Regions from separate parts of the Mus musculus genome. Here region 2 is linked to region 1. The links are chromatin contacts, found by Hi-C or POLR2A ChIA-PET in ENCODE. All regions are on one chromosome and are shown on one strand. Each heading gives the region's core, a stretch centred on a gene start or an enhancer-like site at or near the end of the contact. The rest is flanking DNA. Distances are from core to core; before and after follow the strand shown. Region 1 overlaps Arid1b (AT rich interactive domain 1B (SWI-like)). Region 2 overlaps Arid1b (AT rich interactive domain 1B (SWI-like)).

Region 1 (3,806 bases), core at 675-3,174:
CCTTAGCCTAATTTGACTTGCAATAACACTTCTTATGAGATGTGAATTGACAAATGCCACAAGTCTAGGTATCACACTAAACACGACAGGCGCCAGATTCAGGATCTTATTAATAACTGTTAGCAAGGTTCTGAATGATGTTGTCCACAAACCAGACAGTGTCAACAGCAGATCAGGGACATGGCGGGGACATGCCCTAAAGAAGTTCCCCTCCAAGAACAGAGTGTGAGGTAGCAGCTCAGCCCATCCACTTTCCTACTGTGTACTGGAACACACCTCTGCATACTGTCTGGTCAAAGACATCAAATTTGGAGGTACTAAGACAAGCAGAAGTGAAATCAGAGACTTGAGAGCCTGGTGGAAGGTGGGTGTGTGGATCAGAGGATGAGTGGACTCCATACAATAATGAATGAGGGAGGAGAAGCCAGAGTCCCAGAATTCAAGCCCAGCCTGGGAAACACAATGAGAATATTTTTCTTTAAAAAAAAGAAGAAGAAGGAGGAGGAGGAAGAGGAGGAGGAGGAGGAGGAGGAGGAGGAGGAGGAAGGAGGAGGGAGAAGGAGGAGGAGGAGAAGGAGGAGGAGGAAGAAGAAGAGGAGGAGGAGGAGGGAGGAGGAGGAGGGAGGAGGAGGGAGGAGGAGGAAGAAGAAGAAGAGGAGGAGGAGGAGAAGGAAGGAGGAGAGAGGAGGAGGGAGGAGGAGGAAGGAGTAGGAAGGAGGAGGAAGGAGAAGAGGAGGAGGAGGAGATGGGGATGGGGATGTCAGGGTGGAGATCTATACTGTGGACAATCAATTAAAGAAACTACTTAGCCTTGCAGGGGAGGGGGAGTGGAGGGAGGGAGGGAGGAGAAAAAGATATTCAAATGCCTGGACCAGCCCTCACTTAGGGAAGAGATTTTGATTTGAAAAGCTCAGAAATAGAACCCAGAGTCTAGCTGGGTAGTGGCAGCACATGCCTTTAGTCCCAGCACTTGGGAGGCAGAAGCAGGAGGATTCCTAACTTTGAGGCCAGCCTGATCGACATAGGGAGTTCAAGGGTCCCCAGGGTTACAGAGAAACCCTGTCTCAAAAAACCAAAACCAAAACCAACCCCCCCCACACACACACACAAGGAACTCCAATTCAAGAACCATCCAGTGAACACAGACACAGCCCCTAGCTGAGTTATCTAAGGAAAGGGTTTCATCCTGTGATAGCGCCTGTGTTGATTGGCACTGTGCCAGAAGCAATTTATGTATCAAGCGAGCAGAAACATGGATATCCTACCTATAGCGCACAGTCTATTCCTACACGGAATTAATAAGTCAAAGATATTAATTCTACAGTTACATCAACTGAAACCTTTCAAAATGTCTCATTTCCTCCTCCAAACACTCCTGTGAGAGCAGAGGATAGGAGGGGCATTCAGTGAGGGCTCTCAGCAGAAGTGGCTTCAAATCCAGCACGGCTACCGCTCGCCAGAACGGCTGATCAGCCATTACTACAAACACAGCTTTAAAAACTTCACTCTTAAGATTTAAAGCTTAGTCGTTTAACTTAGTTCCATGTGAGACTGTGAAGGATCAAGCAGATAATGGGTTAAGTCCGAAAACTAAAGGAGCAACAGAGCAAATCTGACTCTGTGTTTAAAAAGCCTATAAAATGTTACAAGCAAAACAGGAGAAGCCCGTGTTAATAATGCATAAACCAAAAGAGAGGGGGAAGCTACCCATTTAACGGAATAATGCTTTTATCCTTGCAGTTAAAACGAAATAAACCATGACTATTAATCTAGTAAGACCATGTAAAAATGTAATTTTTAAACATTTACTAAAAGGGTAGACTTCAGTAACAGCTCTAAAAAGCAAGGCCTTGTGTACAGCAGCGTTTAAATGCTAAGCACCAATCTCCTGTCTGCCTAGGCCATTACCCACCCTGTCACCATGGCAACGCTAACAGTATGCCTGACTTCAAAGACAAAGATGTAATTTCAGACTTCCAGCAGCCAGAGGGAGTGGTAAGAATATTCTACCCAGGCAGTGTCAGCTGATGATAAATTATAAAAATACCCAGGAACGTTATGAAGCGGACTGTACCACGGTCTCATATTCCTGGGGGAAGACTTGCCTTAGTCAAGCAACACCAGGGGATGCTGGGAGTAAAACCAAAAGTAAACAGGAAGGAACCTCAATAGCATGACACAGACTTCTTGCTTCTTCCTTGCTCCCAGGAGAAAATGCAAATAGTTTCTTCCACCATGGTTTTCTCAGACAGAGTAGGAGTGACTAAGGGTCTGCATGTTTGTTCAGAGGACTTGCAAAACCACCCCCATGACTGCTAAACTGAATGCTTATGACTGTTTCACAGGAGCTGGGCCCACGTCCTCCTGCACTGAGCTTGGAAGGACACCTGCCTGCCGCCCCCCCCCCCCCGCCCCGCCCCGGCTTTTCTTACAACCACCAATCACAGATGTGTAAGTTGTGAGCTTCTTAAAAACACTGCAAATGAGTAAGGCTGCCCAGCAGTAACACAGCTGATCAAGATCTCAGAGTTGAAAACTCACCAAGTTCTGGACAAGTGTGGTTGTGGAAATTCAGGAGACTCTTGCTGGAGTTAATGTCATCCTGAAAAGTTTTATATATATGATTTTCTTCTACTTGAAGTTAGGAACAAGATAATGAAGGTAGGCCACAAACAAAGACAGATCAATTATTATATTACTGTCTGCAGGAATAAACACAATGTAGCGTGAACTCACTTTCTGCTGACTAGTTATAAGCCTAAGAGTTAGTTTCTTATAGAAGCAGGAACGGCAGAGTCACCCCTTTCATGGACCTGAGAGGCAGCCCAAGCTTCCTACCCAGGAGAAGGAGAGACAGTTTCACATCAGGGCTGCTGTCCTTTGTCCCTGCTGGCTCCTTGGCAGGCACCCAGACCCTCTCTTTACAGGGTCAAGAGCTGTGACTAAAGTCTACCTGGAGGCCCAAGCTGCTTCCCCTGACCTCTCCTGGGGTGGAGACAGAGGAGTCAGGCCAGCAAGTCCCTCCTCAGGAAGTGCTGGACAGACAGACAGACAGACAGGCCTCCTGTTCTCAGAAGCTCACACCTGACAGTGAGCCCGAGTCTAGAGGTTCATGAGAGACTGAATTCACATCTCACCAGTGGGTGACATGCACCAGACGGTGGCCGCAAGTCACCAGAACAGGGCCAGCACCCAAAGTCCCAGCCATCACATTCCCCCCCAATTTCATAACTAATGGAAAAGCCAATTTCTCCCATGAAAACACAAACCCGAAGTTTCAAATGACAAAGGAAAACGTCACCTGCACACCTATCTCAAAAGAAAAAGATTATAAAACTACTTGCAATTTAGCTATGTTATTAAGTTTTATATTGAGTTTTTATTCTGCTACATGCTTATGATTAAGGGAACTATTTTAAAAGTTTCCATGAAATATAAAAATGGGCTCAATAAACCACTCCTTTGAACACAATTGCTAGATTTATAATTTTGACAGTTAAACAAGTCAATCGAGTTCTAGAAAACCCTTCAACTGTCCATCACGTGGGCGGGACTTCAACTGTCCATCACGTGGGCGGGACTTCAACTGTCCATCACGTGGGCGGGACTTAAGGCCTCACTCAGGACCCTGTCCACTCACGTGGGCCGGAAGGTCTCATTCAAGACCCCTATAAGCTTCCAAATAATATGGGATCACGGCTCTTACTGCACAGAACAGGCCTCTATTTCCATATCAGTTTCATTATTTTCTCAGGATCATTTTATGTTTCTTTATAGAACATTTCCTTCTACAAAATCATAGAAGG
Region 2 (3,806 bases), core at 698-3,197, 51 kb before region 1:
CTTATTGACCCCATCAGTTTCATGACCATTATACAAGCTCAAACCCTAAAAAGAAGGGCTGGAGCCATGGCTACTTGGTAAAGAGGCGGCTGAACAAGCACAGGGGCCTGAGCTACAGGACACACCCATATTCAGATGCCAGGGAGATGGCTAGGCTTGTGCTCGAAGTATGGGGGGGGGGGCGGGGGGGGGGGCTTCAGAGACAAGAAAACCCCGGAGAAAACTGAGTTCATGCTTTGTGGGTCTCAAAAGCTAAGGTGCAAAGATACTGAAGAAGACACCAGTGTTTCCCATGTGCACCCACGATAGAAATGAAAACTATCCCCAACACACACACACACACACACACACACACCAACCTCTTCTAGTATGTTGGGTGTTACTGCATTCATGTAGTGAATGCAAGCCCAAACAGATCCACACGTGCATGATAAGCGATTTGCGTCTAGGTGGTTTTTTTTTAAGGATAAAGTGTAGTAGTATACCCCGGCATGCAATTCACCTCTCTTTACAAAATGTCCAAATCAACTGGATTTTATTTAGCTTAAACTTTGTCAAATGGCAGCAGTGAGCAGCAGTAATCAAGGTTAGCAATGTCCATACTATAACAATCTTTCCTAATAGAATATTAATTGTATACACATCATAAACATACTTGTGTTAAAATACCATGCACGTGCATAGTAAATATGAGGCATAAGCCCAAACAAAATGTATTCTGCAAAACACTTGTTGCTCAGAGTCTCTTTAATAACCTTTGTAACAAACTTTAAGTGTCAAATTTCCAAAATTAAGCTACTGGGTCAGGAAATATCCGTCATGTTAATGATTATCAATAATTCACTCTTCATAGTACCAACTGCATTGACTTTAAAAACCATTCAGGCTACAGATCACAGTGGAAATAATTTATCAACTAGAGGCTCTGGCTGATTAGTCCTCTAAGTCTGGTATATGTATGTCGACTAACTTCTTGTATGTGTCATGCAGGTTACTTGAAAGGTCTAAGGTTACACTGCTATACCATAGAAGGTGAGCAACAGAGAGCAGACAGTGGCCTTAGGTCTTCTAGACAGATTAGTCTTATTCTCCAGAAATGTCTTTCCCCCCAAATCCTCTTAGCATTTACTAACGTAGTAGAGGCTAGAAAGTTGTCTCAGTGGATAACAAACCCTGCTGCTTGTAGGTTCAACTCCCAGGTCATATGTAATCCCAGTTTCAAGAGATCTGATGATGCCCTCTTCTGGCCTCCATGGGTACCAGGAACAGCCGCTGTGCACAGACATGCAAGCAGGCAAAACACCCAGTAGCATAAAATAACTTTTTTTTTTTTTAATTTAAGAAGGTACAGACAGGAGATGAGACGCTACAAAAGCTTAGGCTTTTTCTGGGATTTAAAAATGCTATGAATTAGTTTTCCCATCAAGGAACCTTGCACTTGGTTCCAACTGGTACTGCACAAATGTAGTTAGGGTCTTTGCCTTTGGCCCTACCCTCCGCTCCAGCCACTCTTGCCCTCCATCTCGCCTGTCTTGGTGCACAGCTTAGGCCTAAGGCCCGCCCCCTGGCGCCCCACCCACTGCCTGCCCCACTGGCCCCACCCCATCACTCCACCCCACCCTACTTTCCAGCGGCCTTCTGGTCTCCCCATGGCCCAGCCTACGGGAGGGGGAAGGGGGGGTGTTGTTTGATCCTCCCAGACTCTGGGTTTTGGGAGTCTACAACTTTGTCTCTTTCTGCAAAGCAAGTTTCAACCGGCCCCGCTACAGTGGGGGAGGGCCCTTTCCTCAGGGGCGGACGGCTCCAGCAGGGATACAGGGCAGCCGCTCGGCCCTCGCCTCGGCACTCCTCTCCAGGGACAGGCAGAGGGCGCGGGAGGGTTTCGGAGAAACTGGGAGCACCGCCGGGAGCGCGGCTGCGTCAGCAGAAACTTTGGGAGTGAGCCCTCTGGGGTGGGGCCTGCACAGCCCCGACCGTGGCTCGATGGCCAGGCCTCCCACCGCGGTGCCTGCCGGGAGCTCCCCACCCGCGGCTGCGCAGTCGCTGCTTCCCCTCTTCCTCCCTGGAGGAGTGCCTAGTCACTCACTGGCCCGCGAGCTGTGGGACACACTGCGCTAGGAAAACAAAGAAACCCCACGCACACGTTTCCAGGATAGGGAACGTGAAAACAGACAGTGAGACTTAGGGTGCCCCGCAGGTTAGGCTTCTCAGGGCTGCCATTAGGCAGCCAGGCAAGCTGCAGGCCCAGGTATCCAACCCAAGGCCCTGCTGAGCGCTCCCTTATGCTTACCGGGTTGAATGGTCAAATTCTCTAAACAATCCCATTATGGTTATATATGTGTGTCACGTATAGCCACAAATCCCAAGTCATTACTTTTTGGAAGAAAATTAAGTAATCTGAGAGCTTAGCAAAAACAAAAGCACCAATTCACCATTACTATTTTTTGTCACAACCAAGTGCTATATATGAAACTTTTGGATAATGTTACAGATATTTAAAGAAATGAACACATGATTTTAAATGCTGTTACTGTTGTCATGTTGACGCAGCTCACCTAGGCTCTGCAATGTGGTACTTCTCATTCAGCCATATCTAGTCTGTATAGTACCAGCAGGGTCAAAGGCAAGCAGGCATGCTGACATACTATGAATTAAATCATTTGTACACTTGAAATGTTAGGATTTGTGTTACTAGAAAAGGTGATACTTAGTAAATTTACCTAAAATGGGCAATCATACAAATTGCTTTGGGCAAATTCTTCATCAGTGAATGTTCAAATTTTTCACCCCATTTGTTCTCCTACAGATGATTTTCACAGGAATATGCTTCAGTATTTTTCAACTTTATTTCAAATTTTTAAAATTTTGAGATTTTTTGATTAAAAGTTCACTTTTTTTTTCTGACATTATTTGCCCTCCTTCCAGCCCTCTAGCCTTTTCTTCCTTTTCAGTCCTCCAAATGGTACCAAGTTGTACTACCTGCACAGGCTATGAGGTTAAGGAATTTTCAGATGTTTCTGGGTTCAGTAAATTACTACCTTCCTTCATTTGTGGTTAGGACAGTAGTGAAATGAACGCAGGCTCCGTCGGGGTGCAAGGAACACATGGTCAGGTATTTTACAGTGCTACACATTGTGGTGCAGCCAAGAAGGCAGTCAACAGATAGGCAAACTCGGGTCTGCAGTCAGGCTGCAGAGGGAAACCAAACACAGAATCGTGGGTAGTGATGAATAGGCCTTTGGAGCTGGGCAAGGAAAGCACTCAGCATGCAGTGGGGATAGAACCTAGCAGAGCCCAGGCAAGAGGCAGCATGGAGGACCACGCCCCCTCACCCCTCTTCCCAGGTAGATGCAAAAGGCTACAGTTCAGAACTTCACATGCTCCTCGTCCTCCATGCCAAGGGAGAGGTACTTGGCAAAGCATGGGCCCTGGAGTAAGAGGGTGTGAGGTTATATTTAACTCCTTCAAATACTGACTTTGTGTCCCTAAGACAGTTTCTTAGCGTCTGTCCCTGCTATCTGCAGGTGGTTGACAGTCACTTCATGGCTGTGAGGTGACTTAAATGGAACTTCCTTAGTGCTATCTTTGAGCATGACAAGACCAGTCCCCAAAACCTGCTTTCAAACTCACCCCAGCCTAGTCCTTTTTCAGTGCCTTGCTGAGACTGCTCTCTCCTACATCCACACAACAGTAGAAACTGCAATAGGATCTCCCATCCACTCCTCGGGGTGCCTTATGGTATCCTTGGCAAATCCAGATTTCAATTTGTTGTTCCACATACAATGCCAGAGAATACCAAAGGATCT

The links. A loop is a pair of places that touch in the nucleus more often than their neighbours do. ChIA-PET counts read pairs that join two places held with the same protein, here RNA polymerase II (POLR2A).
Region 2: a loop to region 1 is called in a map of gastrocnemius, with 2.3 times the contacts of the local background. The contact joins two enhancer-like sites. A Hi-C loop is called at or near these places in 6 of 37 maps with a recorded cell type or tissue (adrenal gland, gastrocnemius, heart and 2 more). POLR2A ChIA-PET finds 5 or more read pairs at or near these places in 3 of 5 experiments (Patski and embryonic stem cell).

Annotation. Positions count from the first base shown.
Region 1 is chr17:5,137,247-5,141,052 of GRCm38, reverse strand. All of the region lies in intron 4 of Arid1b (AT rich interactive domain 1B (SWI-like)), which reads right to left. Among named protein-coding and RNA genes, the nearest start is that of Gm34854, 85 kb to the left of the region's middle. Within about 2 kb of position 1,924, at least 1 of the 3 ENCODE cell types and tissues checked has a DNase peak (open chromatin) inside an H3K27ac peak, as active enhancers do; it is gastrocnemius, where a contact is called at or near this core.
Region 2 is chr17:5,188,046-5,191,851 of GRCm38, reverse strand. The region is part of intron 4 of Arid1b (AT rich interactive domain 1B (SWI-like)); the gene reads right to left. Among named protein-coding and RNA genes, the nearest start is that of Gm34854, 34 kb to the left of the region's middle. Within about 2 kb of position 1,947, at least 2 of the 3 ENCODE cell types and tissues checked have a DNase peak (open chromatin) inside an H3K27ac peak, as active enhancers do; they include gastrocnemius, where a contact is called at or near this core.